Regions from separate parts of the Homo sapiens genome. Here region 1 is linked to region 2. Evidence: read pairs that join two places in POLR2A ChIA-PET (ENCODE). Cell type or tissue: OCI-LY7. All regions are shown on one strand. Each heading gives the region's core, and the rest is flanking DNA. Links, peaks and the distances in the headings are about the cores only.

Evidence for each region. ChIA-PET counts read pairs that join two places held together with the same protein. Peaks named below come from ENCODE experiments on the same cell type or tissue, not always from the same donor. Only the 100,000 strongest peaks of a DNase experiment are listed, where the experiment ranks them.
Region 1: POLR2A ChIA-PET joins it to region 2 with 8 read pairs; 6 of 35 experiments call an interaction of 5 or more read pairs at or near these places.

The regions. Positions count from the first base shown.
Region 1 is chr2:42,664,807-42,681,166 of GRCh38, forward strand. All of the region lies in intron 8 of MTA3 (metastasis associated 1 family member 3), which reads left to right. Among named protein-coding and RNA genes, the nearest start is that of OXER1, 91 kb to the right of the region's middle. RefSeq lists a silencer at 9,243-9,537 and an enhancer at 9,243-9,537. In OCI-LY7, for the core only: no CTCF peak of the experiment used is centred there; no DNase peak of the experiment used is centred there; H3K27ac peaks cover 515 bases.
Region 2 is chr2:42,591,723-42,608,082 of GRCh38, forward strand. The region is part of intron 3 of MTA3 (metastasis associated 1 family member 3); the gene reads left to right. The region is part of intron 2 of LOC105374555 (a long non-coding RNA gene); the gene reads right to left. Among named protein-coding and RNA genes, the nearest start is that of MTA3, 31 kb to the left of the region's middle. RefSeq lists an enhancer at 14,387-15,138. In OCI-LY7, for the core only: CTCF peaks have their summits at 7,112 (motif pointing left) and 7,318; DNase peaks (open chromatin) are centred at 7,129, 8,109 and 8,519; H3K4me3 peaks cover 1,739 bases; H3K27ac peaks cover 2,824 bases.

The sequences.
Region 1 (16,360 bases), core at 3,744-8,743, 72 kb after region 2:
GAGGACTTCAATGGGCTGTCAGCATTCCTAATCTGACATCGATTTATCCGAGACAATTTATGCTACTTGTCAAATCACCAATAATGTATTGGGAGCAGGTAATTAAACTGTTTGCACATCAGTAGTTCTCACATCCTCATTTTGAAATCTGTTATGAATATAGTTGAGCTGTGAATTTCAAACACTGCTAATCTAAAATATATAAGATTCATAATTGTTAAAAAACATTGAAGCCATGGGGGCTTTATAGGTTTCACTCGTTTTGTTAAAATATAAGATCTGTTTTATACAATATACAAAGAAGAATATAGGGCTGGGCAGTGTGGCTCACGCCTGTAATCCTAGCACTTTGGGAGGCCAAGGCAGGTGGGTCAAAGGAGTTCGAGACCAGCCTGGGCAACATAGTGAAACCCCATCTCTACTAAAAATACAAAAGTTAGCTGGATGTGGTGGCACGTGCCTGTAGTCCCAGCTACTCGGGAGGCTGAGGCAGGAGAATCGCTTGAATCAGGGAGGTGGAGGTTGCAGTGATCCGAGATTGTGCCACTGCACTTCAGCCTGGGTGACAGAGCAAGTTTCCTCTCAAAAAAAAGAAAGAAAGAAAAAGTAGGTTTACAGTACTTACATTGATCCTTTCTACCATTACCCCCATGGGAACAAAATTCCTTAGAACCAAGGAAATCCTGCATTAGTTAGTAAGTGGCAGTGAGTTAGTTGATGGAAGTTACAGCTTCTGACTCCCTGTTTGGTGGTGTTGGCCAGAGCAAGGTCTGCACTCCCCTGGCTTGAAGAACAGAATGTCATGAGCATTGTGAGGGAGCTGGATCGAAGCCTTAGACCTGCCAAAGTGAAGGTACTGGCTTACACTTTTGCCTGGACTTTGAAGACTAAATAATTTGGGGAGGAGGGGTAAGAATAAAAGAGAAAGAAGTTTTTGAGTTAGTTTGGAGCCTGATGCGCCTTCTAGAGAAGACTGTTTTACAGGTGATGAGCCGAAGGGACAAAACAATACATTGTATAAGGACTGACATTTAATTGGTGACATAATCAGGACTAGAAATTTAGGTTGCCTAATGCCAGGTCTGGTTCTGAGAAAGGCCAAGCTGTGTTGATTTAGGAGGGAGGAAATTGTGTCCTGGAACACCTCTGATTTCTATGTTATATCTGATCTTTTAAAAGTGTAACTGTTGGCCAGGTGCCGTGGCTCACGCCTGTAATCCCAGCACTTTGGGAGGCTGAGGTGGGTGGATCACGAGATCAGGAGATTGAGACCATCCTGGCTAACACGGTGAAACCCCGTCTCTACTAAAAATACAAAAAATTAGCTGGGTGTGGTGGCACGCACCTGTAGTCCCAGCTACTCGGGAGGCTGAGGCAGGAGAATCACTTGAACCCGGGAGGCGGAGGTTGCAGTGAGCCGAGATCGTGCCACTGCACTCCAGCCTGGGTGACAGAGCGAGACTCCATCTGAAAAAAACAAAACAAAACAAAGCGTAACTGTTATTTTATTTTGCTACCTCCTACCTTATATCCTTTTAGTGGCTTTTAATTGCATGTAGGGTTAAAACTTAGATCATTACTGGTACTGTAGTCAACAAAACTATTGAGTTTTGCCTGGCCTCTGTCTATAGCCCCTTTGCCCAAACAGTCCTCCGTCCTCTGGACTCCAGCCAGGCTGTACCCTTCCTTTGGTTTTGTGTCTTGCCACAGGACTTGCATGTTCAGGTCCCTTTCCCTGATGCTCTCATAGCCCCACATAGTTAACTCTGTTTAAAACCACATCTTGGCTAATCCATCACTTTAGGGCAGGTTGCTTTGTGATGTGCTTATGTAGAGAGCCAGGTCTATAATTAAAAACTCATTTTTGTGATTATTTTGTGTCTCTTTCTCTCCTTCCCATTCCCTGCATACCAGCTTGTTATATCCCTTAGTGTAGTTACTGCATCTGTTTTTCCTCACCATTGAATTCCCAGCACCAAGCATAGTGCCTGGCATATATATATAGGTGTTCACTAAATATTTGAGAATGAGTAAATTAGCTTCTTTCTCTGGGACATAGGTTCTTATTGAAATAGGTCATTGCAATATATTGTTTTCTGTTCCTTTGTTTAAGCATTTTAATGTTTTATAGAGAGCGTCTCATCACTAAGAGTGATGTGTATATGTGTATTTGAATTCTAATTTTATTATATCCCCAGAGCTGTACACACACAGTCTGAACACTATGAACTGTAGGAAGTTTTAAGCATACCATGCATGCTGCCACATACCCCTCATCCTTTTTAAGAGATGGGGTCATGCTGTGTTGCCCAGGCCAGATTTGAACTTCTGGGATCAAGCAATCCTCTTGCATCAGCCTCCCGAGGAGTAGCTAGGATTATAGGTGTATGCCAGCATGCCCAGCTGTGATGCACTTAAATTTTGTGTTATATATATTTTATTATAATTTCAAAACTCCTTTTCACCATTTTTAAATGTATTAAGTAGATTCACTCTGGCATTACATACATTCACATTGTTGGTAACTATTACCACCATCCATCTCTGGAACATTTTCATTTTCCCAAACAGAAACCTCATCCCCATTAAACTCTAACTCTCCATCCCCTCTGCCCTCTAGCCACTACCCTTCTACTTTTGTCTCTATGAATTTGACGGCTCTCAGTATCTCATAAGTTTTTCGTTACTGGCTTATTTTCACTTAGCATGTTTTCAAGGTTCATTAATGTTGTACCATGTGTCAGAATTTCCATCATTTAAAAATTGTGTGTGTGTGTGTGTGTGTGTGTGTGTGTGTGTGTGTATAGAGAGAGAAAGAGAGAGAGAGAGAGAGAGAGAGAGAGAGAGAGAGTCAGTCTTGCTCTGTCCCTCAGCCTGGAATGCAGTGGCGTGATCATAGCTCACTGCAGCCTCAAACTCCTGGGCTCAAGTGATCCTCCTACTTGAGCCTACCAAGTATTAATAGCTAGAACTACAGTCATGTGCTACCACTCCCAGCTATTAATGCTAAGTAATAATACATTGTGTGTATATACCACATTATGTTACTTTATCAGTGGCCACTTGAGTTGCCTCTATCTTTTGACTGTTGTGAATAACCCTGCTATGAACAAAGGTGTACAAATGGAGACATTTTTATGATTCTTTCTTTTCCCCCATCAATCTGTAGCTCATGTATGATCCGTGTAGCCCGGCGCAAGTTACTTAACCTACCTTTGTCTGAGTTTCCTCATCAGCAGTGGTAGTAATAATAAAACCTACTTGCTCTGCTTCAGGAAGGTTATGGATGGGCAGGAAGAGGGAGTGCAGCCACACTATGAGTTGCTGATACGTGTAACCAAGGATTCAGAACTCAGTGGAACTGCAGTGGCTCCTCAAAGTAGAGGCAGTTGGGGGCTCCTTTTCTGGGGGCCTTGGATTCTGTGGAGGGCTTAGAGCTGTTTGCAACATTAGCTGCTCAGGTTGGCTGGAAGACAACTGACTGATTTATTCAGCAGTTTATGTACCTTCATTTTAGGTAATGTTTGCAAACATTGGGCCCTTCTGGCTCTTAAGGCCCCATAGAGGCCCTGTCCTTACTGGGAGAGAGCAGGCAATGCCTCAGGGTCCTGAACAAGACCCCTGCGACCTTCCAGCCTCGGAAAAAGGCTGCCGCTGAGTTCCCACATGACATCAACTTGAGGATGAATTGAGATAATTACTTGTAAAGTGTTCAGAGCAGTATCTGGCACAGTGTCAGAGCTCAATAAATATTAGTTGTTATTGTTGAGAAGACGACAATGGTGCATTTGTCTTTTTCACCCATAATCTTTGTTGAGCCTCATTTACTTCTGATTTTATAGCCTTATTGATTGTCTGATAGGTATTTTGTCATGCCGTGTTTATTATTTTAGTAGATTATCAAGTTTAAATATGGTCATTAGGCTATGATTAACCATACCATTTAATATAATTGTTACAAGAAGTCACTGTAAGAGTTAAAAGTGGTGAACAAAGGCTGTTAATATAATCTTTCATATAATCTTCCTCTTAAAACAAGCTATAATTTTTTCAAAAAAAAATTTCCCATCAAGAATAACTTAGAAAAGACAATTTATTTTTTGGATGAGGGAAAGTTGACCTAACAGTATTATTATTCTTCAGATACTAACGCTTTATAAAAATGCTAGCCATCAATCACGTACTTCATTCTGTTTGTTTGTGAGTCTTGTTTCATTTAGGGCCTTGTGGGTACTGGGAATTGAGGATAGTTTAGAAGGCACAACAGAAAATACAGATTTTTTTTTTTTTTTTTTTGGGAGGTAGTCTCGCTCTGTCACCCAGGCTGGAGTGCAGTGGTTAGTTCTTGGCTCACTGCAACCTCCACCTTCTGGGTTCAAGCGATTCTCCTGCCTCAGCCTCCTGAATATCTGGAATTACAAGCACCCCTGCCCCCCTGGCTAATTTTTGTGTTTTTAGCAGAGATGGGCTTTTCACCATGTTTGCCAGGCTGGTCTCAAACTCCTGACCTCAAAGTGATCTGCCCACCTTAGCCTCCCAAAGTGCTGGGATTACAAGCGTGAGCCACTGCGCCTGGCCAGAAAATATTAATCTTTTGATTAGCATTTTAGATATCAACTTATGTCAGAAATCTAGACTTCAAAATGGACATAAAATTGATGGGGATTCGTATAACTTAAAAACCCATGAAAAACTTATCACGGGTACTGTTCATGTTTCCAAGGCTATAAAATTAGAATTAGTACTAATGGACTAGCACTGCAGTAAAAAATAGGAAACACGAAATTTTTCTTCCTGCTAAATACATCATTAAAGCAATAATATTCTACATTACACACACGTCTTTTTGTTGATGATCTATTACAGATGAGTGTGGAGACGCTGCAGACTATCCTAGGAGAATTGTTTGTGTGTTTTATGGTCTATTAATCCATCTTTTCCTTTTAAATTTAAGCTTTAATGAGATTTTTTCTTTTTTGGGGTAAATACAGCCTTTTACTTTTTCTCCTACAAATTTCACATGAATATAGAAACATCAGAAAGGCACTGTAGATTTGAACTTGGGAGAAATAGAAAGAGAATTGTTTTAGCAACTTTGTCTAGGATAATTGGTGGAAAGATTTGTATTTACAAGTATGAGTTAGTGGAAGGCTTGTGGTTATAATTTCTTAAAACTAGCTGGGCATGGTGGCTCATGCCTGTAATCCAGGCGTGAGGCCAAGGCAGGTAGATCATCTGAGGTCAGGAGTTCGAGACCAGCCTGACCAACATGGTGAAACCCCATCTCTACTAAATACAAAGAATTAGCTGGGCGTGGTGGCACATGCCTGTAATCCCAGCGACTTGGGAGGCTGAGGCAGAAGAATCGCTTGAACCCAGGAGGTGCAGGTTGCAGTGAGCTGAGATTGCGCCATTGCACGCCAGCCTGGGCAACAAGAGCTTAACTCCGTGTCAAAAAAAAAAAAAAAATCTTAAAACTTTGTATTTTGTGGTAATACAAAAATAGTGCAAAGACTTCCTGTATTCACTTCATCCAGATTCCCCAGTTGTTACCATCTTTACCACATTTGCTTTATTATTATTATTGTCAAATGACACAAATTAGAGAATTTAGTTTAAGCATCTAATTGGCTTTCATTTATTCTATCTATAAAGTAGAATAAGCATTCTGATGAGCTGAGCAGAGGTGATTGGCTTTATAGACAGGAAAGGGCTGAAGAAAAGCAGAAACAGGGAACAAGAAGCAGATTGGTTGTTTCAAAGTTGCTTTCCTTAAAATAGAGAGGACTTCCTTATGCCTACTCAGGTAAACTGGCCCCTTCTGATTGGTTGCTGTGAATCTTGGCACTAAGCACAAGTGACTGCTTTCTAGTCTGATCTGCTGGGGCCTAGTGCGAGAGCTCAGTCCAAAATAATGGCCTTCCATAAACTCTAACACTATATATATATATATATATAGTTCTTAACAGTTTGAAAGTAAAATTTCAGAATAAATGTCCCTCTACTGCTAAATATTTGAAAGAGTATTTCCTAAAAATAAAAACCAAGGATATTCTCATATATTAGTTCAGTATAATAATCGGACTCAGGAAATTAACCTTGTTACAGTACTGTTGTCTAATCTAGAGACTTTATTCAGATTTGTTAGTTGTCCCAGTAATGTTCTTTATGGCAAAAGAAAAAAAAAATTCTGGCCCAAGATTTCCTTGTGAATCACTTGTGACATTTAGTTGTTGTATCTTCATAGTCTCTTTCATTCCTGAACGATTCGTTAGTCTTTCTTTGTGTTTTATGACCATGGTATTTTGAAGAGTGCAGGCCACTTATTTTGTAGAATGTCCTTCAGTGTGGGTTATGGTTATAATCTGATTTATAATTAGAATAAATTTTTGTTCTACTTAAGTCCATTTTGGTCAGTTATGTCCATCTAGGAGATTATATATTTCCCCCTAAAATTTTCAAATTTAACATTTTTACAGTATTTTTAAACAGTTTGCCGTATTTGTAGTTACAAATAGATTTTCATTCTTGTTATTGTTTATATGTATCACATAACCTTTTTTTCTTGATTGTTTTGCCTGAGGTTTCTTTATTAGTTATCTAAAAGAATGGGAACTTAATTTTGGTAATTAAAAAAAAGTGGTACATATTCTGTTTATTTTTACTCTTATTTTCTTCTGCTTTTCTTTAGGTTTACTCTAATATTCTTTTGCTAGCCTTTTTAAGACCTTTTTAAAATTACTTTTCATGATAAACATACAAGATTGTGAATGTCCCTCTAATTATCACCTTGGCTGTAGCACATATCTTTTAGTATGTAGTATTTTTATTATCATTTGGTTCTAAATATTCACTAATTTGCCTTATAATTTTTAATTTAACTTGTGAGTTAATTTAGAAGGAAGTGTGGCTCATCTACCTATTTTAATTGCCTTTGAGAATGTGGTCAGAGAACATGTGTGCTACCAATTGTTTCCATGTCTTGAGATTTCTGTTAGGGCCTGGAATAGGATCCTCCCCAGTATTTTGCTCCCTGGGCCTTACTGACTCTGGCAACATCAAGGTCTGATGCTTGTCACATCAGACTAGTAAAAAAGGAAACTTGCTGTTTGGCTCGATTTCACCTTATAGCAGTCTAGAAAATACCCTCATGATAAAGGCCAAGATCAGTGTGGAAACTCAACTATTACACTTTTCAGAGGGATCATCACCTCTCCTTGCCTGTATTGGTTCTCCAGTGTCTTCACACAGTTGTTTTCACATATTTGTCTGGTTTGTGCCAAGAATCACAGCCAGGTGGCAATAACTTTTAATTACGCTCATAGTAAGTTTGGAAATGACATCTGGGGACATGGGGTCACTGTGACCTATTGTCCCCTGTAGCTTTCTTGTGATAATAATAAAAAAGAGCCAGGTATGTTGGTGTACACCTGTAATCACAGGTACATGGGAGGCTGAGGTGGGAAGATCACTTAAAAGCTTGAGACCAGGAGTTTGAGACCAGCCTGAGTCAACATAGTAAGTCCTCCTCTCTATTAAAAAAAAAAAAAAATAGGCCAGGTGCAGTGGCTCACGCCTGTAATCCTAGCACTCTGGGAGGCCGAGGCGGGTGGATCACTTGAGGCTAGGAGTTCAAAACCAGCCTGGCTAACATGGTGAAACCCTATCTCTACTAAAAATACAAAAAAATTAGCTGAGTGTAGTGGTGGGCGCCTGTAATCCCAGCTACTTGGGAGGCTGAGGCACGAGAATCTCTTGAGCCTGGGAGGTGGAGATTGCGGTGAGCCGAGATCGTGCCACTGAACTCTAGCCCGGGTCACAGAGCAAGATTCCATCTCCAAAAAAAAAAAAAAAAAAAAAAAAAAAAAGTAATCAAAAGGTGTGAGTACACACAAGAACATGACTCAGGGTGTCTTTTAGGTTGATTTGAGTGGATGCCAGCTAAGCCTTAGCAAGTTTGTTGGATGAGGGGTTTTGTTATATCTATGCATTAAAGCAAAAATTGAAAGTAGATGGCAAACTTTTTTACGTATAAAAAGCTTTTTTTTTTTTTTTTTTGAGACGGAGTCTGCCTCTGTCACCCAGGCTGGAGTGCAATGGTGCAATCTCAGCTCACTGCTACCTCTGCCTCCTGGGTTCACGCGATTCTCCTGCCTCAGCCTCCCAAGTGGCTGGGATTACAGGTGCGCGCCATCATGTCCAGCTAATTTTTGTATTTTTAGTAGAGATGGTGTTTTGCCATGTTGACCAGGCTGGGCTTGAACTCCTGACCTCAAGTGATCCACCCCCGCCCCCCTCTGACCTCCCAAAGTGCTGGGATTACAGGTGTGAGCCACCACACCAGACCAGCATATGAAAAACTTTGTCCATATCAGTTTGAGGTTTACTCATGAGAGTTTATTATAATCTTCCTCTGCTTGGAAAAAAAGAATGTGGTTATTAATTTTTAAATAGATGTGATATTCTGAATGCTGTAATTCCTGTAGGAGGTATATATGTGAAGTTTTTGTGAAATTGTAACTGAACAAATCAGTACAGATGGCCCTCGACTTAGGATGTTCAACTTAACAATTTTTGCTTTGTTTTGTTTTTTACAATGGGTTTATCAGGGTATTAAATGCACTTTTGACTTATGATATTTTCAACCTATGATGAGTTTTTTGGGACGTAGCCATCAGTTGCAGAGCATTTGCAGTTAGTATTGAATATAGTATATGTGTATCAGTTAGCTGTTGTCATAATACTGCATTTTACAGGTTGGGTTCCCTGGAAGCAGATTCTGATAGCAGTTTTTATGTGGGAAATTTATTAGGGATTCCCCTTGGGATCAGCACTTGTGGAATAAAAGGCAAGGAGGCAGGATTGACTAGTGGGAGGAGGTGGATACAATCGAATGAAGGCCTCAGCTGACTCCAGCTGATTTGTGGCATCCCAAATCAGGGTGAAAAGCTGGGCCTTTACAGCCCTGCATTATTGGATGCAGGTTGCTCCAGGAAGAGTGTGTGGACTTTCACGATGAATTGTTCTTGAATTGAAATAATTCCGAAAAAGATCAGCAGCTGAGGACTGTCTTATTCACAACACTTCTGGCAACTAGGTGAATTAAGTTCTTTAGTCTCAAAGAGGAAAACACATCTATTACACTGCCCAAATTTCAGTGGCTTATAACAACAAGCATTGATTTCTGATACACTCATCTGCAGATTGTCTAGGATTCTGCTGAGCTAGACTGGGCTCTGATGTAGGTGCCAAGCTATAGGTTGGGTCCAGATCTGCTCCATGTATTTCTCATCCTCCATGGACAAAACTCAGTAGCACAAGAGGGCAAGGCCAAATGTGCAAACACTTGTCAAGGCTCAGTTATGTCACATATCCTAACATCCTATTTGCCAAGCAAGTCACATGGCCAAGCCCAACATCAGTGGAGTGGAAGAATACTCTCCTGTGGAGGTGTGGGGGAGGGAATGAATATTTGCTGAACAATAGTCCAATCTACCCATAGTGTGGTTCTGCTTAACAAAAGATGAGAATTCCATTGCCAAGATTTACTTGTCAGTCTTTCTCCTAAAATACTTCTTTTTGTCATCTCCATCTGTTATGAATGAGATGAAATGTGACAACACCTTCACTGCTTTTTGGCAGAGAGAACAGCTTGTGCTGGGTTCTTAAGATTTTTACAATTTAGATTTGAATGGATCGTGCAATGTGTATTGGTATCTCTATTGAAAACATGGTATCTTTGCAAAGTATTTAATCTGGAGGGAAGACTTTTAGTTTAGTTTTCTTCTTCTTTTTTTTTTTTTTTTTTTTTGAGACGGAGTCTCACTCCATCACTAGGCTGGAGTGCAGTGGCCCGATCTCAGCTCACTGCAACTGACACTTCCTGAGTTCAAGGGATTCTCCTGCCTCAGCCTCCCGAGTAGCTGGGACTACAGGCGCGTGCCACCATGCCCGGCTAATTTTTGTGTTTTTAGTAGAGGCGAGGTTTCACCATGTTGGCCAGGATGGTCTTGATCTCTTGACCTCGTGATGATCTGCCCGCCTCGGCCTCCCAAAGTGCTGGGATTAGAGGCGTGAGCTACTGCGCCTGGCCTAGTTTTCTTTCTTTCTTTTTTTTTTAATATAGGCACTCAACACTGTGCCCAGCTAATTAAAATTTTTTAATTAATTAAATTTTAAAATTAAAAAATTAATGCTGAGGCTGGTCTCGAACTCCTGCCTTGGCCTCCCAGGGCCTCTCAAAAGCTCTGGGATTACATGCCTGAGCCAATGTACCTGGCCAACTTTTAGCTTTTTAATGCTTAGTTTCAAAATTCCTTTTCTATTTCTTTTCTTTTTTCTTTTTTTTGAGACGAGGTCTCACTCTGTCACCCAGCTGGAGTGCAATGGTGACGTCTCTGCTCACTGCAACAGCCGCCTCCTGAGTTCAAGCGATTCTCCTACCTTAGCCTCCTGAGCAGCTGGGACTACAGGCGCATGCCACCACACCCAGCTAATTTTTGTATTTTTAGTAGAGATGGGCTTTCACTCTGTTGGCCAGGCTGGTCTTAAACTCCTGACCTCGTGGTCCGCCTGCGTTGGCCTCCTAAAGTGCAGGGATTAACAGGTGTGAGCCACCGCACCCAGCCTCAAAATTCTTTTTCTTATTTTAAATTGAGGTATACATATGGTAACATATATAGAGTGCCCTACAGTTTGTTACACAGCTTAAACATTTTTACCTGTGTATATATTCGTGTAACCACCACTAGATGGTAAAGAACATTACCAGTATCTCAACAGCTTCCCTTCTGCTCCTCTCCAGTTAGGAAATCACTATTCTGCCTTCTCTAACAATCAATTAGTTGTTCATTTTTTCAAACTTCTCTGGCATTTCAAATTTGTGTTATCTTACTGATAAACCGCAAGTCGTTGGTCCTGTGTTATGTTACTGTGTCTTTTCCTAGCTTATTTTCTTTATTTACCCTACATTTTCTCTACTGGATTTTGTCTCTTCTGTTATAGAAACTGTATTCATGTAAAGCTCTTAAGGGTAAGATTAGACTACGTAAAGTCCATTCAAAAGAAACTTCTGTGTGTATCAGAAAGATGGGGTTTATATGGACTTCTGGCACATAATATGATTCTCTGGTTTCCTTTATGAAGTTGGTCAGTTTCAAAGGAATTATTTCCTAGTAACTCCACAGTGTACACACCTGATGAGTGTTTACTTTCTACACATTCTGAGCTTTACTCTCCTCTCCTTTGGTCTTTGGTATAAATGTGCGCTTTGGAGGTTTCATATCTCCTGGTGAACAGTAATTCCAATGTATTCTTTCTCATTTGATTTGAGACAGTACAGGAGCTCCTCCTCTGAAAGCAAATGGTTCCTTCAGTGTTCAGGAACACAAACTAAACACTAAAGAGTAGAACCTTTGAAACAATGAATATAATCATTTTTTGTCATAATCACTTGATGAAGGCTAAGATACTACTTCAGTTCTTTGAAGCCCTTTAGGTAACAGCCCATCATCATTTAAAAAAGTATCCATAAGAAAAGCAGTTTCACTCATTTAACATGAACACAAAACTGAAAATCCATTCATGATTTGAGTGGTTGGTGTAGCATCAGCTGAGAAAAATGCACTTAATTCTGTGACTGGTTTCAGAGCCCCTGTTAATTATAAAAATTTCTTTTGGCTAGATGCAGTGGCTCATGCTTGTAATCCCAGCACTTTGGGAGGCCAAGACAGGCAGATCGCTTGAGCCCAGGAGTTGGAGACCAGCCCGGGCAACATGGCAAAACCCTGTCTCTACTGAAAATACAAAAATTAGCTGGGCATTGTGGCATGCACCTGTAGTCCCAGTTACTTGGGAGGCTGAGGTGGGAGGATCATCTGAGCCCAGGAGGCAGATGTTGCAGTGAGCTGAGATCATGCCACTGCACTCCAACCTGGGCAACAGAGTGAGACCCTGTCTCCAAAGAAAAAGATAAATTATTTTTATTTTGAGGAATTTTAGCATTTTTGAGTATCTTTTAATCTTTTAGTTTTTTCATTTATTGTAAATTTAGAAGGTTTAAAAAATAATTGTTTATGGGATTATTAACTGAAAAGGTCCCTAAATGCTATTGATCTTTCTTTTCATTTTCATGAGGTTAGTTATTAAGAAACAATAATTACAGTAGTCTTTCTTTTCCAAGAGAAGATATATTTCAGCACCCTCAGTGGATGCCTGAAGCTGAGGATGGCACTGAATCAGACTTTTTTTTCTCTACACTATACCTAACATAAGGTTTAATTTATAAATTAGGCACAGTAAGAGATCAACAAGAATAATCATAGAACAATTATAAGAATATACCATTATAAAAGATATGTGACTGTGCTTCATATGGTTTGGCTCTGTGTCCCCACCCAAATCTCATCCTGTAACTCAATAATTCCCACGTGTTGTGGGAGGGACCACCGGGGGAGATAATTGAATCATGGGGGCAGGTCTTTCCTGTGCTGTTCTCGTGATAGTGAATAAGTCTCATGAGATCTGATTTATTTTTTTTTTATTTTTTATTTTTTGAGATGGAGTCTCGCTCTGTCACCCAGGCTGGAGTGCAGTGGCGCAATCTTGGCTCACTGCAACTTCCGCCTCCTGGGTTCAAGTGATTCTCCTGCCTCAGCCTACTGAGTAGCTGGGATTACAGGCATGTGCCACCATGCCTGGCTGATTTTTTGTATTTTAGTAGAGATGGGTTTTCGCCGTGTTGTCCAGGGGTGGTCTCAAACTCCTGAGCTCAGGCAGTCCGCCTGCCTCAGCCTCCCAAAGTACTGAGATTACGGGTATGAGCCACCGTACCTCGTCCTGATGGTTTTAAAAATGGGAGTTCCCTGCACAACCTCTTGCTTTTTGCCTGCTGCCATCTATGTAAGACGTGACTTGCTCCTCCTTGCCTTCCACCATGATTATGAGGCCTCCCCAGCCATGTGGAACTGTAAGTCCAATAAACTTCTTTCTTTTGTAAATTTCCCAGTCTCAGGTTTGTCTTGATCAGCAGTGTGAAAACAGACTAATACAGTGCGCTCCCTCCCTGTCTCTCTCACACACACAAATATCTTACTGTACTATATTCATCTATTTTCAGACCACAGTTGGCTACGGGTAACTGAAACCTTGGAAAGTAAAATCATGAATAATGGGGTACATACTACATTGTATGTACAATGGAGTTGATGTAGAAGTGTGTAAAAGTACATACTACAGCTAAACTACACAGTCTGTCTAGTTAGCTTAGCTGCAGAATTTAGCTGATTCTGAAATTTGCAGAGCAAAAGCTGAAGAACCAAGATCAATTCTTGTGTTTTGTTTTTTTTTTTCAACCTCTGCTGCAGAAGAGTGAGAGGAAATTCACTTCAAAGTTGGAAGTCATTGTTCCATGGTTGTGACACATACAACAGAAGACTACACATGGCCAGTGGCCTTTGTTATGATTATAACTCGGAAATTGTTCATGAAATCCCTACTTCTGTTTTGTGAAAGCCAATGATTTATTTTTATTTTTATTTATTTATTTTTTTTGACAGATCCTCACTCTGCCGCCCAGGCTGGAGTGCAGTGGCGTGATCTCGGCTCACTGCTACTTCCACCTCCTGGGTTCAAGTGATTCTCCTGCCTCAGCCTCTTGAGTAGCTGGGATTACAGGTGACTGCCACCACACCCAGCTAATTTTTGTAGAGACAGAGTTTCACCATATTGGCCAGGCTGGTCTCAAACTCCTGACCTCAAGTGATCCGCCTGCATTGGCCTCCCAAAGTGCTGGGATTACAGGTGTGAACCACCGCACCTGGCCCCAATGATTGATTTTAAGTGAGATGTCAACCCTTGTTAAAGCAGTTATTTACTGTACCTAAACATGTTTACATGTTCTAAATACTGCCGTTACTCGGTGAACAAATTCATAATCTATACCCTTATCATTATCTTAGTTAATGCATCACTGTGTGTGTGTGTATACATACATATACATACATATTAATGCATACTTTTGCTAATAATGTTTTCACTTTAATAGATGTTAGTTGACATTTGAGCTCTCCTACAGTCTCCTACCAGATAGTGAGGGATCACTTAAAAGCTATTTTAAAAAAATACAAATAAGAAATGATCTTTCACATACATTCTCATTTGACCCTCACAAGCCTGTGAGGTAGGCAGCATGGATATTCTTCTCATTTAACAAACAAGGAAAGTGAGTCTCAGAGCAGTTAACTGATCTGGTGCCCCAGGTTCTACAATGAGCAAATACCTTGTATTATTATCAGTCTTTGACCTAAAAATTCAGCACCCAACTTCCCCTCATACTTGCCCTACCTACTTCACAGGAATAATGAAGGTAAAATGAATTCTAGGCTAGAAAAATACTTTGAGAGAAACATCACTGCGATTATACTTAGAAAGTATAATTTTCCATGATATTATGGCTCACTCCCCTTCTCATCCCAACTTGTGCGTGAACCCCAGATTTTATATTGCCTTTGTTCTGTGCTCAACTAAGGCGGGGAATAGTGTGATTCTGTTTAAAGTTATATAAGTTACAATTGGGGTAACCGCTATCATTAAGCAAATTGAAAACCGCACAGAAAGGCCAATGTGCAACTAGGCTTCACTAAAGCACAGAGTGAAGCAAGGAAAGATGATCAGATAGGGCATGATAGCCTAGAAGGAAAACGTGGTGTCAGACTTCTGACTGGCACACACAGTTACCTAAGGCACAGTGGTGGCAAAGAAGAGTTATTTGTTCCACATTATATAAACAAGAACAGAAGATTCATGGGAACCCATGCAGAAGCATCTTGTGTCACACAGATCTCTCCAGCTGCCTACAGGAAATATAAACAACAGTGCCTTCTTCATTTTAAAGAATGGCTGTACTCGTTTTTTAAGCTACACCAAGGATTACCTCCATGCTAAACTTCATTGGCAAAAATACAACCAGCACCATAGTTCCTCATCAGACAAACAGAATATCTTTTAAGGTAATGAATTAGATGGCTGTGTGTTGTTTTTTTTTTTCCCCACTTTGGATTCTTTTCTTTAAGACTCAAAACAATTTACATTGAGTATTTATAGATGATTCTAAGTGTGTTTATAATAAAGTGTGGTAGGTGAATGTAACAGATTAAAAGAATTCTGTAGCATCTATCTAGAAAAGATTATATAATATACAAACTATTCAAGTTATACAAAACCATTTTTTAGTGTCTTTTCCACTGAGAAGAATCCTATCTGGCACACTTCACCTGAGGTCGTTCATATTTATCTTTCATTTCTGTCAATTCTAGGGGAAGCACTTCTATTTCTGGATTTTCTGGGATAGCAACTCCTAAGTGATGCTTTAAAAAAACCAAAGCAGTATTAGGTTTCTCTGGTTCTTTTCTAAGGCTACCAGCACCTTCGTTCAGCACCCCAGAGCCCTAAGCACCTCCAGAATTGCTTGATCTTCGAGTTAGCAGTGTTCTAATGGGCCATAGTGACAGCTGCAGTGGCATAGCTGGCACTGAGACCTTGACTGGTGGCGGGCTTGGAGATGCACGACTTAAGCCAAAAGCTAAATTTTTAAGAGTTCTATTGTTGCGTAGAAGTGAAGCTATCCCCATTTGTGAAATTTTTAATAAGTAGCAGGAGATACTTTGCGTAAAAGGTGCAAGACTTTAAGTTTATGTGTTAGAAAGTCTGGGTGGGGGTGAGAGGTGGGGAGAAAAACAGAACTAGTTCTCACTTGGGCAAGAATTAGATCACTTTGCAGCACCCATGTGCTAATCCGCGACATAGGCAGAGATGATTTTGTTGCTTTTCAGTTTTCCTGTTACACATACACATGTATGTACATGCTATGGATGACTCTCTTTAAATCAAAGGTTTTTCAAACCTCGAAGTTTTGGAACCTAGTTATTCATTGTTCTGATTGGAGGAAAATGCCTTCTTTTTTAAAAAATAGGGCATCACTCTGTTGCCCAGGCTGGGGTGCAGTGGCATGATCTCAGCTCACTGCAGCCTCGACCTCCCTGGGCTGAAGTGATTTTCTCATCTCAGACTCCTGAGTAGCTGGGATTACAGGCAATATGCCACCATGCCTGTTTTTTTGTAGAGACGGGGTTTCACTGTGTTGGCCCAGGCTGGTCTCGAAGTCCTGGGCACCAGCATTCTGCCCACCTTGGCCTTCCAAAGTGTGATTATAGGTGTGAGCCACTGTGTCTGGCCAGAAAATGCTTTTTAAGTAAGCTAGACCTAAGTAACTTTTGCAGAAGTAACCTCGGGCCCAGGAGTTCAACGTTATGGTGCTTGTGTGTTCTAATCTATCTTTTCTCCTTTCAAATTGTGCTTCAAA
Region 2 (16,360 bases), core at 5,183-10,182:
TCACTGCAATCTCCGCCTTCCAGGTTCAAGCAATTCTCCTGCCTCAGCCTCCCGAGTAGCTGAGATGACAGGTGCACACCACCACGCCCAGCTAATTTTTGTATTTTTAGTAGAGACGGAGTTTCACCATGTTGGCCAGGATGGTCTCTATCTCCTGACTTCGGGATCTGCCCACCTTGACCTCCCAAAGTGTTGGGATTACAGGCGTGAGCCACCGTGCCTGGCCTTAAGCTTTTTTCCTATTAAGAAAAATTCATTTGGCCAGGTGTAGTGGCTCACGCCTGTAATCCCAGCACTTTGGGGGGCTGAGGCTGGCAGATTGCTTGAGCCCAGGAGTTGGAGACCAGTCTGGGCAACATGGTGAAACTCCGTTTCTACAAAAAATATAAAAATTAGCCGGGTTTGGTGGTAAACACCTGTAGTCCCAGCTAAGGGAGGCTGAGGCAGGAGGATTGGTTGAGCCCAGTAGGCAGAGGTTGCAGTGAGCTGAGATCATGCCTCTGCACTCTAGCCTGGGAGACAGAGTGAGACTCTATCTCAAAAACAAAACAAAACAAAACAAAAAACCAATTCATTTATGGCTGGGCATAGTAGATCATACCTGTAATCCCAGCACTTTGGGAGGCTGAGATGGGAGGATCACTTGAGCTCAGGAGTTTAAGACCAGCTTGAGCAACATAACAAGACTCCGTCTCTACAAAATATTTAAAAATTAGCCGGGTGTGGTGGCATGCACGTGTGGTCCCAGCTACTCGGGAGGTTTAGACAGGAGTATTGCTTGAGCCTGGGAGATTGAGGCTGCAGTGAGCTGTGTTTGCACCAGTGCACACAAGCCTGGTGTACAGATGGAGACCCTGTCTCAAAAAAATTCATTTTCACTTTTTAAACTTTTTTTATTAACAATGAAAACATAAACATATATATTAGCTTAGGCCTACACAGGGTCAGGATCATCAATATCACTGTCTTCTCAGTCCACATCTTGTCCCACTGGAAGGTCTTCAGGAACAGTAACACACACGGAGCTATCATCTTTGATAACAATTCCTTCTTTTGGAATACCTTCCGAAGGACCTGTCTGGGGCTGTTTTACAGTTAACCTTTTTTCCTTAATGAGTAGAAAGAATACACTCTAAGACAACAATAGGCCAGGTGCGGTGGCTCACGCCTGTAATCCCACCACTTGGGGAGGCTGAGGTGGGGGGATCAGTTGAGGTCAGGAGTTCGAGACCAGCCTGACCAATATGGTGAAACACTGTCTCTACTAAAAAATAACAAAAGTTAGCTGGGTGTGGTGGCATGGGCCTGTAATCGCAGCTACTTGGGAGACTGAGGCAGGAGAATCGCTTGAACCCAGGAGGTGGTGGTTGCAGTGAGCCGAGATCATGTCACTGCACTCCAGCCTTGGCAACAGAGCAAGGCTCTGTCTCAAAAAAAAAAAATTAAATAGAATTAAAACAACAATAAAACATATAGTATATTGGCCAGGTGCAGTGGCTCACACCTGTAATCTCAGCCCTTTGGGAGGCCGAGGTGGGCGGATCACTTGAGGTTAGGACATTGAGACCAGCCTGACCAACATCGTGCTACTGCACTCCAGCCTGGGTGACAGAGCGAGACTCTGTGTCAAAACAAAAAAAAGTATAGTATAATAAATACATAAATCAGTAACATAGTCATTATCTATGTCAAGTGTTAGTACTGTACATAATTCTATGTGCTATACATTTATTTGATGGGCAGTACAGTAGGTTTGTTTATACCAGTATCATCACAGACATGTGAGTAATGCTTTGTGCCATGATATTACCGCTATAGTGTCACTGGGCAGTTGGAGTTTTTCAGCTTCATTATAACCTTAAGGGACCGTTGTTCATATGTGTGGTTTGCTGTTGACTTAAATGTTATGTGGTGTGTGACTATATATGTCATTTAGTACTCGGAGGACTATGGCATCTATCTTTATTTATTTATTGATATGGAGTCTTTATTTATTTACTGAGACGGAGTTTTGCTCTGTACACTACAATGGAACCTGTGAATAGCCACTGCATTTCAGCAGCCTGGGCAACATAGCAAGACCCCATCTCTATAAAAAATAAATGGTTATATGCATTGTGATTTTGACAGATATTACCAAATTAATTGCTTCAGATATTCTTCCAATTTACACCTACCAGCAATGAATGAGTGCCCATTCCCTTCCATTTTTACCAGTATAGGATTAAGTTTTTTTTTTTTTTTTTTTTTGAGACGTCTTCTTTTGTCACCCAGGCTAGAGTGCAGTGGTGTGATCTCAGCTCACTGCAACTTCCCCCTGTCAGGTTCAAGCGATTCTTCTGCCTCAGCCTCACAAGTAGCTGGGATTACAGGCGCACACCACCATGCCTGGCTAATTTTTGTATTTTTAGTAGAGGTGGGATTTCACTATGTTGGCCAGGCTGGTCTTGAACTCCTGACTTCAGATGATCCACCTGCCTTGGCCTCCCAAAGTGCTAGGAGGGAGCCATGCGCCAGGCCCCTTTTTTTTTTTTTTTTTTTTTAAAAGACAGTCCCTAGGCTGGAGTGCAGTGGCATGATCTGAGCTCATAGCAACCTCTGCCTCCCGGGCTCAAGCAATTCTTATGCCTCAGCCTTCTGAGTAGCTGGAATTACAGGTGTGCACCACCATGCCCGGCTAATTTTTTGTGTTTTTAGTAGAGACAGGGTTTCACCATGTTGGCCAGGCTGGTCTCAAACTCCTGACCTCAGGTGATCCACCCAACTCGGACTCCCAAAGTGCCGGGATTACAGGTGGGAGCCACTGCACCAGGCCTAGGATTAAATTTTTTAATCTTTACTAATCTTACAGATTAAAAATGGTGCCTTGGTGGGATTGTATCTTAAATTTCTTATGACTGAAGTGGAACATCTTTTTATATATATATATAAATATATATATACACACATATATAAATATACATATATACATATATAAATATACATATATATATATATATATATATATTTTTTTTTTTTTTTTGAGACAGAGTCTCACTCTGTTGCCCAGGCTGGAGTCCAGTGGCGCGATCTCAGCTCACTGTAAGCTACACCTCCTGGGTTCACGCCATTCTCCCGCCTCAGCCTCCCAAGTAGCTGGGACTACAAGAGCCTGCCACTACGCCTGGCTAATTATTTATTTATTTATTTATTTATTCATTTATTTATTTTTTAGTAGAGATGGGGTTTCACCGTGTTAACCAGGATGGTCTTGATCTCCTGACCTCATGATCTGCCTGCCTCGGCCTCCCAAAGTGCTGGGATTACAGGTGTGAGCCACCACACTGGGCCATAGTTATCTATTCTTATTCAAAACCAAGGTAGTAAGGCTAAACAGGAGCTTCATTTTTTTTTTTTTTTTTTTTTGAGACAGAGTCCCGCTCTGTCACCCAGGCTGGAGTCCAGTGACGCGATCTCAGCTCACTGCAAGCTCCACTTCCCAGGTTCACGCCATTCTCCTGCCTCAGCCTCCCGAGTAGCTGGGACTACAGGTGCCTGCCACCATGCCCGGCTAATTTTTTTGTGTTTTTAGTAGAGATGGGGTTTCACCGTGTTAGCCAGGATGGTCTCAATCTCCTGACCTCGTGATCTGCCTGCCTCGGCCTCCCAAAGTGCTGGGATTACAGACGTGAGCCACTGTGCCCGGCATGTTTTTATATTTTTAAAAGGCCACATGTGTGTCCTTTTCTGTGAACTGTTTATATTCTTTGCCTATTTTGAGTTTAACTTTTGCTAAATTAATTTGTAGGGGGAAAATAATAAAAGAAACCTTTAGTTACTCCAATAAAGGAAGTAAAGCAGATATTCCTAATTGTAAACTGACGTGTTTAACCTTACATTTTTCCGTGACTTCTTCTCCTATTAGAACAAGGAAATACATTTTACTTAGCTTTTCTTCTTTCCTTGTCCTCTACCTTCCCATGTTTAAGTAAACGGTATTTGGGTATATATATATTTTTTCAGATCACATAGGACTGGAAAAAATTTTAAAAATTATTATTGTAACTTTTTACTTAGTAACTTATGACTTAGTAATAAGTTACAATAATGATTTAACAATAATAGTAGGAGCTAACACATAATACCAGACACTCTAAATGCTTTTACATGTAAGTCCATTTTATTCTACATGTAAGTTAAGTCCATCTTACATTATATATGTCCCCATCTAAGTTTCTGAAAGCATTTGTCTGTGATTCATTCTGCCCAGTTTTTGAAATCTTAATACTTCCGAGAGAAATACTAAAGAGAGAAGGGAAAATAAAAGAACAATAAAAGGTCATCCTGGCATTTGAAAAACTTTTTCTTATTTCTAATTTTGTACTTCAGTCACAAAGTTTATTAGGAATAAAGCTAAACATAGTTGATTTTTAAGATGTGTGTTGTATTTTCTTATAACATTTTACATTTTGAGAACATAGCCCATGGCTTTTTGTTTCTTAGTCTATGAAGTGTGTAGGCACATAGACCTCAGTCAGCCTGCTACTCTCCTTTTGCAGCCAGGGCCCAACCAAGATACTGAGTCCTTACTCTGCCCTTGGGCCCACTTGGTCCTTTCTAGCCAGCTGTTACCCCTTGATTGGAGTTGGCATAAAATCTATTTTTTATCACAGCATTAAAGTAATCAACTTTCATTTAAAAGGACATTTTTCTCTTGCTATTTTATGGAGTTTTTATTTTTGTAAGTGACATTTTGTAATTGGCAGTTATGGCAAGTTTGTGTCTCATTAACCAGATTATTATCAACTGTAAATATTATAAAGGTTTATTATTTGACAAGTTAATTATGTTTTATGATATACATTTTCTTATTGATCTGGTCTTCTGAATGTTAATGGTTTATATTTTTTGTGAACAAAGCAAGTACTGTATTAATACTTTAAAATTGATGTCACATTGCTTATTGATCATTAAATGAGGCATTCCAGCAATTAGATATTCTTAAGCTTTTTAGAAAGCCTTGTGTTAGCTTTACTTCTGTCATTGTGTGGCTTAATTTGTGGTCTGGAAGAATACAGGCTCATGTTGTATATTTTCATGTGACTAGTTGATTGAAAATCCTTAATTTTTTTTTTGCTGTCTGTGGACTTACAGAATGAAAATCATTTTTATACTTGAAGTAGCTAATCTAAAATTTTCCACAAGTTATCTTTTTTTTTTGGAGACAGAGTCTCGCTCTGTCGCCCAGGCTGGAGTGCAGTGGTGCGATCTTGGCTCACTGCAACCTCTGCCTCCCGGGTTCAAGCAATTCTCCTCCCTCAGCCTCCTGAGTAGCTGGGACAACAGGAGCAAACTGCATTGCCCGGTGAATAATTTTTTTTTTGTATTTTAGTAGAGACGGGGTTTCACCTTGTTGTCCAGGCGGGTTTCGAAATCCTGAGCTCAGGCAATCCGCCCACCTCGGCCTACCAAAGAATTGGGATTAGAGGCATGAGCCACTACACCTGGCCATCTTTTTAAAAAATTATTATTATTATTATTTTTGTAGAAATGGGGTCTCACCGTGTTGCCCAGGCTGGTCTCAAAGTACTGGTTTCATGTGATCCTACTGCCTAATCCTCCCAAGGTGTTGGGATTACAGGAGTGAGCCACTGCACCTGGCCGACAAGTTATCTTTTTTTTTTTTTTTTTTTTCTGTTTTTGAGATGGAGTCTTGCTGTGTTGGCCAGGCTGGAGTGCAGTGGCATGATCTCGGCTCACTGCAACCCCCACCTCCTGGGTTCAAGCAATTCTCCTGCCTCAGCCTCCTGAGTTACTGGGATTACAGGCGTGCACTACCACGCCCAGCTAATTTTTGTATTTTTAGTAGAGATGGGGTTTCACCATGTTGGCCAGGCTGGTCTCAAACTCCTGACCTTGTGATCTGCCCGCCTCAGCCTCCCAAAGTGCTGGGATTACAGGTGTGAGCCACCTCACCCACCTGTTTTTTTTTTTTTTGAGATGGGGTCTTGCTCTGTTGCCCAGGCTGGAGTGCAGTGGCACCATCTCAGCTTACTGCAACCTCTGCCTCCCAGGCTCAACTGATCCTCCTGCTTCAGCCTCCTGAGTAGCTGGGACTACAGTTGTGTGTCATCGTGTCTGGTTAATTTTTGTATCCTTTTGTAGAGACAGGGTTTTGCCACGTTGCCCAGGCTGGTCTTGAACTCCTGGGGTGAAGCGATCTGCCCACTTTAGCCTCCCAAAGTGTTAGGATTACAGGCATGAGCCACTGCGCCTGGCCAAGTTATCTTTTTAAAACAAATCTTTTTATTGAAGTATAGTGTACATTCACTGAATTCCGGATCTTTTTGCTACTATTTTTATTTCTTTTCTTTTCTTTTTGTTTTTTTGAGACAGAATCTTGCTCTGTTGCCCAGGCCGGAGTGCAGTGGCATGATCTTGGCTCACTGCAACCTCCACCTTCTGGGTTCAAGTGATTCTCCTGCCTCAGCCTCCTGAGTAGCTGGGACTATTGCCACCACACCCAGCTAATTTTTTGTATTTTTAGTAGAGATGGGGTTTCACTGTGTTAGTCAGGATGGTCTGTATCTCCTGACCTCGTGATCCACCCGCCTCGGCCTCCCAAAGTGCTGGGATTACAGGCGTGAGCCACCGCGCCTGGCCTTCACTACTTCTATTTCTAAATAGTGCTTTTACCTTAATATAGTGCCTCTATATTTAGGTAGTCCAAAGTATTTTTCATTTAGCATTCCAAATCACGGAATTTTAGACCTGTAAGGACCTTATACATAATCTGTTTAAACCCTCTGTATTTTTTGGTTGAGTCCTTGGTTAGGTCTAAGGTCACCTAACTGGATTAGTATCCTGTCCTCTAAATGCTTCTTTTGTATGTTTTATTTATCTCCTTAAAATTTATTTTGGATAAGATAAATATACTGCATTTTGTTATATGTTTGTATAATTTGGCATTATGGGGCAGATAAATTAACGTTGTTGAGCCTTAATTCATCTTTACAAGGGACTCATTAATACTTTCTACCTTATTACCCTTCCTGTGTTGAGGGTTTTTGTAGCGATTAAATGAATAAAAGCCCCTACAAATCATAAGACATGCAGAAAACAGTAGCTTTGACTGGGCCCCCTGGAGGACTTTCACATTAACACAGAAGCCTTGACATACATGGGAAGTGGGTACCACTGGAGGCTTTTCTAGAGTTGTGCTAGTGGCATGCATTTTCAGTTGTCCCTTCCAGCCAGGAAGTTGGAAAATGGTCATCTGAAGCCTTAGTTCACTCTGCCCCTTTCTTGACACCTAGGAATGTGGAGAATGGTTGTGGCTGCTCTCCTTTTTAACTTCGTTTGCTAGTGGTGACAGCTCAGGGCTCAGGACGGTGGCTAATGTCCCATATCCTTTCAGTGTACCTCATGCCAGTTCCTTTCCGCAAGTTTTTCCTGAGCCAGTGTTGCATCGTGTCCATGTTTATAAGACTTCTATGAGTCTTTAAAGCTGCACATGTTTTCATATTATGGGGATTTGTGCATCTTTCTAGCAACATTATAAAAATAGTTGGCTAGCCAAACTTGCTTTACATTTAATAGTAGTGGTACCGGGCGCGGCGGCTTATGCCTGTAATCCCAATCCCAGCACTTTGGGAGGCCGAGGCGGGTGGATCACAAGGTCAGGAGATCGAGACCATCCTAGCTAACACAGTGAAACCCCGTCTCTACTAAAAAAAATACAAAAATTAGCCGGGTGTGGTGGCGGGCGCCTCCAGCTACTCAGGAGGGTGAGGTAGGAGAATGGCGTGAAGCTGGGAGGTGGAGGTTGCAGTGAGCCGAGATTGCGCCACTGCACTCCAGCCCGGGCGACAGTGTGAGACTCCATCTCCAAAAAAAAAGAAAAGAGTAGTGGTAATTCATGTGGGTGAAACTGCAGTTCCTGACAGGAATTAATTTCATCATGGTAGAAAATTATTCAAGGTTAAGATGTTGTAAAGATATCCCTAAAGATAACAAAATAAAATATTTTATTTCCTGTTTTTGTTTAATTCTTTTTGTCATTAAGGTATAATATGGTTGACTCATTTGGTGGGTTTTTGTAGCTTAAGGAGTTTCATTTCTTCTTTTGTTTAGGTGGTTTTCAGACTACTCTGTTCTCTATACAGTTAGGGAAATGTTTTCCATTTCAAGACTTTTTAAAAAACTTGCTTATGGGCCAGGCATGGTGGCTCACGCTTGTAATCCCAGCACTTTGGGAGGCCGAGGCGGGCGGATCACGAGGTCAGGAGATTGAGACCATCCTGGCTAACACAGTGAAACCCTGTCTGTACTAAAAATACAAAAAAAATTAGCTGGGTGTGGCGGCACATTCCTGTAGTCCCAGCTACTCAGGAGGCTGAGGCAGGAGAATCGCTTGAACCCAGGAGGCAGAGGTTGTAGTGAGCCAAGGTCGCGCCACTGCACTCCAGCCTGGGCAACAGAGCGAGACTCTGTCTCAAAAAAAACAAAACAAAACAAAAAAACTTGCTTGTGGTTGTCTGTCTTTTCATATGAACAGCTGTAAAGGGGAAAGGGCAACAGGATTAGAAGAAATTTGTTAGTGAAGGGCTCCCAGAATGAAATGTACTATAGCAGATGGTTGCAGGAAGTGAAGTTATAATCCTTTACCCTCCAACTGATTCTTATTTCCATTTTGTCCATGGTAGACTATTAATTTTCTGACTTTTGGTTTCCAAACTGGTTAAAGGTTTGAAAAAGGTTACATCCTATAGTATATATGGCCCATGTTTCTTTTTATTAATTTTTTTTTTTTTTGCATCCCCTTTCCCATTCAGGCCCATGTTTCTTTGTTTTGTTTTGAGACCGAGTCTTGCTCTGTCACCCAGGCTGGAGTGCAGTGGTGTGATCTCCGCTCACTGCAACCTCTGCCTCCTGGGTTCAAGCGATTCTTGTGCCTCAGTCTCCTAGTAGCTAGGATTACAGGGATGCGCCACCACACCTGGCTGATTTTTGTATTTTTAATAGAGATGGGGTTTCGCCATGTTGGCCAGGGTGGTCTTGAACTCCGGACCTCAGCTGATCTGCCTGCCTTGGCCTCGCAAAGTTCTGGGATTACAGACGTAAGCCACTGTGATTAGCTCAATGGTTCATTTCTTTTACATCTTTTATTTGCTGAGTAGAGTTTGTCTCTGGATTTTTTTCTTTTTTCTTTTTTTCTCTTTTTGAGATGGAGTCATGTTCTGTCGCTTAGGCTTGAGTGCAGTAGCGTGTTCTTGGCTCACTGCAACCTCCGCCTCCCGGGTTCAGGTAATTCTCCTGCCTCAGCCTCCCGAGTAGCTGGGACTATAGGCATGCGCCTCCACGTCCGGCTAATTTTTGTATTTTTAGTAGAGACAGGGTTTCACCATGTTGTCCAGGATGGTCTCCATCTCTTGATCTCACGATCTACCCGCCTTGGCCTCCCAAAGTGCTGGGATTAAGGTGTGAGTCACCATCCCTGACCCATTTTTTATTATTATAAATCAACTTGAACTTTGTTCTGGGATGCATTTAAGTTACTTGGAAACAGCCTGATGTTTGGTTGTTGCATCTGTGATTTGTTAAGTGAGTGTGGAGCAGTGCTCAGCCTGGGGCTTAATTATTCCCTCTTACAGAGGCAAGACCTTTTTGTGTAGTCTATCCAATACGCTATGAACTATTAAGTTTTTCCAGTGTGGCTGTTTGTAAATAAATACTGCTCACAACACTGTGTAAGCACTGAGCACTGCCTTGTCTGTTTTGTTGTTGTTGTTTTGAGGCAGGGTCTCCGTCAAGTGACCCTCTCGCTGGTGCGTGCCGCCACACGACTAACTTTCTAAGTTTTGTTTTGTAGACATGAGGTGTTACTATATTGCTCAGGCCAGTCTTGAACTTCCAGGCTCAAGGGATTCTCCCACCTCGGCCTCCTGAGTAGCTGGGATTCCAGGTTCACGCCACGAAGCCCACCTAATTTTTTTTGAGACAGAGTCTTGCAGTGCTGCCCAGGCTGGAGTGCAGGGTTGCGATCTCAGCTCACTGCAACCTCCACCTTTCAGGTTCAAGTAATTCTCCTGCATCAGCCTCTGGAGTAGCTAGGATTTCAGGTGTGCACCACCACTGCCAGCTGTTTTTGTCTGATCCCATGGAGTCTTGCTCTGTTGTCCAGGTTGGAGTGCAGTGGGATGATCTTGGCTCACTGCAACCTCCACCTCTCGGATTCAAGGAATTCTCCCACCTCAGCCCCCTGAGTAGCTGGGATTACAGTCACCCACCACCTTGCCCGGCTAATTTTTGTATTTTTAGTAGAGGCGGGGGTCTTGCCATGTTGGCCAGGCTGGTCTCGAACTCCTGACCTCAGGTGATCCACCCATCTTGGCCCCCCAAAGTGTTGGGATTACAGGCGTGAACCACTGCCCAGTCCTAATTTTTGTATTTTTTTGTAGAGATGGGGTTTCATCCTGTTGCCTAGGCTGGTCTGGATCTCCTGGGCTCAAGCTGTCCACCTGCCTCGGCCTCCTGAAGTGCTGGGATTACAGGCGTGAGCCACCATACCCAGCCTTAGTTGTTGTTCTCCTATTACTGAACATTTGGCTTATTTCCAGTTTTTGGCTACTGCAAATAAAGCTCCTATGAACATTCATGTACAGGTCTTTTGGTGTACTTATGCTCTCATTTCTCTTGGGTAATTACCTAGGAGAAACATTGTTGGTTCATGTGGTGGAAGAAACTTGTCACAGAAATTTTACTTCAGTAGATTTTGCCACACAGATTCCCAAAGTGGTTGGACCAATTTTTCACTTCCTCTGTTAATGTATGAGAACTCCAGTTGGTCTATGTTCTTTCAGTCTTTTAAATTTTTAGCTATTATGGTACCATAAGTTTAATGCTTCATTTGGGTAATATGAGGGCTAGGGTGATCAAATTGTCCTCATTTGCTGGGGACTGAGGGGTTCTCTAAATGAGGGATTTTGAGCTTTAAAACTGGGAGACACTCCCTAATGAGGTTTTTAGCTGAGTTAGCAGGATGTGAAGGGAAAAGCAGTAAATTCCCTCAGTCAGACCAAGCCCAAGTACAGATACCTGGGCTATCCTTATCCAGAGGAGTGTTCTCTAATTACCAAAGACAGGGGCCCAGCCATCCACCCCCTTTCCCTTCTGGTGTCCGTTCAGACTGATTTCTTCAGAGAAGCCTCTGCTGGCTCATCAAGCTACATGACATGAATTTCCTCTGTCATGCTTCCAGAGTATGCTGTGTAATTTTATAGTACTCACCAAATCTGAAGGTATATATTCTTGCCTGGAATCCAGGATGGACTGTAATTCAGGGTAGGACTTTTATGGCTTCCTCATAGCCTCAGAACACGTTGGTAGGCACATCAATAAATTTACTTTTTTTTTTTTTTTTTTGCTGGGGGTAGGGTGGAAGGGAGAACACAGGTCCTTGTTAAAACATGTGGCAAGGCAGATTGTTAGATGTATAAGCCGTGAAAGTTTAGTTTTTACCCTAATGGTGGTTGGTTGGAAGTTATTGAGGCCTTTTTATCAAAACGGGAGAAATAGAAATTGTGTTTTAGGAAGCTGCTTGCTGGGGTGTTAATGAATTAGAGGATGGATGGTGCTCTGTTGGTGCTAGATAATTTGGTTCTGATTCTTTGTTTTAAAATTGATAGCAAGTGAAAAATAGTACAGTAGCATGTTGAGACTATATAAAATTCCATATGGACTTGGAATTTATTACAGTATTGGGCAGCTTTTGCCCGATGCAGTGTTCTTTGAATAAATATAAAGCAGAAATAGCTTAAATTTCTGATGGGATCCTGATTTGCTATAGAATAACTGATGAGTCCTTGTATCTCACACTGTGGAAATAAAATTTCTGTGGTAAATTTCTTAAAGTCAGTAAAGTAAAAAACTCATACTTAGCCAATTTTTGGTTTTCATTTAATATGTACTTTAAGGTAAGATTTCTTTTGCATTTAGTTCAGCAGTTCCTGAAATCCTTTCCAGGGGGTCTATGAGGTCAACACAATTTTCTTTCTTTCCTTTTTATTTTCTTTTGAGACGGAGTCTGGCTCTGTCACCCAGGCTGGTGTGCAGTGATGGCTCACTGCAAGCCCCGCCTCCCGGCTTCACGCCATTCTCCTGCCTCAGCCTCCCCACTACCTGGGACTACAGGCGCCCACCATCTCACCTGGCTAATTTTTCTATTTTTAGTAGATACGGAGCTTCATTGTGTTAGCCAGGATGGTCTCGATCTCCTGACCTTGTGATCCGCCTGCCTCGGTCTCCCAACGTGCTGGGATTACAGGCGTGAGCCACCGCACCCAGCTCTTTGTTTTTGAAACAGAGTTTTGCTCTTGTCGCCCAGGCTGGAGTGCAATGGCGTGATCTTGGCTTACTATAACCTCCGTCTCCTGGGTTCAAGCGATTCTCCTGCCTGAGTCTCCAGAGTAGCTGGGATTACAGGCTCCCGCCACTATGCCCAGCTAATATTTTGTACTTTTAGTAGAGATGGGGTTTCACCATATTGGCCAGGTTGGTCTCAAACTCCTGACCTCAGGTGATCCACCCGCCTCGGCCTCCCAAAGTGCTGGGATTACAGGCATGAGCCACTGCGCCCGGCGTCCAGTGTAACTCTTAAGTTTAGTCTCCCATCCACTTTGTGTTAAATCTTGAAAGAAGAATTTTGAAAAGCACTGGAATGAAATGTGAAAAATAAAGCCCCTTTTACAGTAACTTATTGATGTTTATGTTCTGCAGTGTTTTATGCTGTAACTTTGTGAGTCTATCCTTGCTGCTGCTGAATTTAGTGTTGCTCGATAATTCTTACTTGGTCTGCTCTGAATGTTTCTTTTCTTTTTTTTTTTTTTTAATTTATTTTTTTATTGATAATTCTTGGGTGTTTCTCACAGAGGGGTATTTGGCAGGGTCATGGGACAATAGTGGAGGGAAGGTCAGCAGATAAGCAAGTGAACAAAGGTCTCTGGTTTTCCTAGGCAGAGGACCCTGCGGCCTTCCGCAGTGTTTGTGTCCCTGATTACTTGAGATTAGGGATTGGTGATGACTCTTAACGAGCATGCTGCCTTCAAGCATCTGTTTAACAAAGCACATATTGCACCGCCCTTAATCCATTTAACCCTGAGTGGACACAGCACATGTTTCAGAGAGCACAGGGTTGGGGGTAAGGTCACAGATCAACAGGATCCCAAGGCAGAGGAATTTTTCTTAGTGTAGAACAAAATGAAAAGTCTCCCATGTCTACTTCTTTCCACACAGACACGGCAACCATCCGATTTCTCAATCTTTTCCCCACCTTTCCCGCCTTTCTATTCCACAAAGCTGCCATTGTCATCCTGGCCCGTTCTCAATGAGCTGTTGGGTACACCTCCCAGATGGGGTGGTGGCCGGGCAGAGGGGCTCCTCACTTCCCAGTAGGGGCGGCCGGGCAGAGGCGCCCCTCACCTCCCGGACGGGGCGGCTGGCCGGGCGGGGGGGCTGACCCCCCCCACCTCCCTCCCGGACGGGGCGGCTGGCCGGGCGGGGGGCTGACACCCCCACCTCCCTCCCGGACGGGGCGGCTGGCCGGGCAGAGGGGCTCCTCACTTCCCAGTAGGGGCGGCCGGGCAGAGGCGCCCCTCACCTCCCGGACGGGGCGGCTGGCCGGGCGGGGGGCTGACCCCCCCACCTCCCTCCCGGACGGGGCGGCTGGCTGGGCAGAGGGGCTCCTCACTTCCCAGTAGGGGCGGCCGGGCAGAGGCGCCCCCTCACCTCCCGGACGGGGCGGCTGGCGGGCAGGGGGGCTGACCCCCCCACCTCCCTCCCGGACGGGGCGGCTGGCGGGCGGGGGGCTGACCCCCCAACCTCCCTCCCGGACGGGGCGACTGGCCGGGCGGGGGGCTGACACCCCCACCTCCCTCCCGGACGGGGCGGCTGGCCGGGCGGGGGGCTGACCCCCCCACCTCCCTCCCGGATGGGGCGGCTGGCCGGGCGGGGGGCCGACCCCCCCACCTCCCTCCTGGATGGGGCGGCTGGCCGGGCAGAGGGGCTCCTCACTTCCCAGAAGGGGCGGCCGGGCAGAGGCGCCCCTCAGCTCCCAGACGGGGCGGCTGGCCGGGTGGAGGGCTGACCCCCCCACCTCCCTCCTGGACGGGGCGGTTGGCCGGGCAGAGGGGCTCCTCACTTCCCAGTAGGGGCGGCCGGGCAGAGGCGCCCCTCACCTCCCCGACGGGGCGGCTGGCCGGGCGGAAGGGCTGACCCCCCCACCTCCCTTCCCGGACGGGGGCGGCTGGCCAGGTGGGGGGCTGACCCCCCCACCTCCCTCCCGGACGGGGCGGCTGGCCGGGTGGGGGGGCTGACCCCCCCTCTCCCTCCCGGACGGGGTGGCTGGCCGGGCTGAGGGGCTCCTCACTTCCCAGTAGGGGCGGCCGGGCAGAGGCGCCCCTCACCTCCCGGACGGGGCGGCTGGCCGGGCGGGGGGCTGACCCCCCCCCACCTCCCTCCCGGACGGGGTGGCTGCCGGGCGGAGACTCTCCTCACTTCCCAGATGGGGTGGCTGCCGGGCGGAGACGCTCCTCACTTCCCAGATCGGGTGGCTGCCGGGCGGAGAGGCTCCTCACCTCTCAGACGGGGCAGCTGCCGGGCGGAGGGGCTCCTCACTTCTCAGACGGGGCGGCCGGGCAGAGACGCTCCTCACCTCCCAGACGGGGCGGCGGGGCAGAGGCGCTCCCCACATCTCAGACGATCTCCTCACATCCCAGATGATGTGCGGCCGGGCAGAGACGCCCCTCACTTCCTAGATGTGATGGCGGCTGGGAAGAGGCGCTCCTCACTTCCTAGATGGGATGGCGGCCGGGCGGAGACGCTCCTCACTTTCCAGACTGGGCAGCCAGGCAGAGGGGCTCCTCACATCCCAGACGATGGGCGGCCAGGCAGAGACACTCCTCACTTCCCAGACGGGGTGGCGGCTGGGCAGAGGCTGCAATCTCGGCACTTTGGGAGGCCAAGGCAGGCGGCTGGGAGGTGTAGGTTGTAGTGAGCCGAGATCACGCCACTGCACCCCAGCCTGGGCACCATTGAGCACTGAGTGAACGAGACTCCGTCTGCAATCCCGGCACCTCGGGAGGCCGAGGTTGGCGGATCACTCGCGGTTAGGGGCTGGAGACCGGCCTGGCCAACACAGCGAAACCCCGTCTCCACCAAAACCAGTCAGGCGTGGCGGCGCGTGCCTGCAATCGCAGGCATTCGGCAGACTGAGGCAGGAGAATCAGGCAGGGAGGTTGCAGTGAGCCGAGATGGCAGCAGTACAGTCCAGCTTCGGCTCCGCATGAGAGGGAGACCGGAGGTAGAGGTAGGGGTAGGGGTAGGGGTAGGGGTAGGGGTAGAGGTAGAGGTAGAGGTAGGTAGAGGTAGAGGGTAGAGCTCTGAATGTTTCTTGAGGTTCACTTTTACCCCGCAAGTAAAATAGGGTGGATACAAAGATAAGTGACCTGTCATTGTTCTCAAGGGATGCAGTGAAATCAGTTAACTGTAGAGTAGAGCAAAGCATACTGTGAAGTACCTTAAGCGTATGTGGGTGCTGCTTTGTAGCAAAGAGGAGTCTCCCGCTGGAGATTGGTGAGAGTCTCATGGATCAGACTCTGGCTCAGAGGCATTGTTCAACTTTATTTATTTATTTATTTCGACATAGGGTCTTGCTGTATCGCCCAGGCTGGAGTGCAGTGGTGCGATCTCAGCTCACAGCACCTTCCACCTCCTGGGCTCAAGCGATCCTCCTACATCAGTCTCTGAGTAGCTGGGACCATGGGCTTGGCTAATTTTTGTATTTTTTGTAGAGATGTTTGGTCTTGAACTCCTGGGCTCAAGCGATCTGCTTGCCTCAGCCTCCCAAAGTGCTGGAATTGCAGGCATGAGCCATCACACCTGGCCTGTCTAACTTTAAATTTATCTTTTGAATTCTCTTTACTCTTCATCCACTCTAATAATTGATTTATCTCACACCGAGGTGGACAGATTGCTTGAGCTCAGGAGTTCGAGATCAGCCTGGGCAACATGATGAAACCCTGTCTCTACTAAAAATACAAAAATTAGCCAGGTGTGGTGGCACACGCCTGTAATCCCAGCTACTCAGGAGGCTGAGGCAGGAGAATCACTTGAACCCGGGAGATGGAGGTTGCAGTGAGCCGAGATTGTGCTACTGCACTCTAGCCTGGGTGACAGAGCGAGACTCCGTCTAAAAAAAAGTTATACAAATACATAAATGAAATTTGAAATTTAACTGGTAAATTTTAAAAAGTGGTTTTCATTAGTGATCTGCATCATGAGAGATGCCGTTGTGATTTTTGTCTTTGGTTAGGTTGGATTTCAG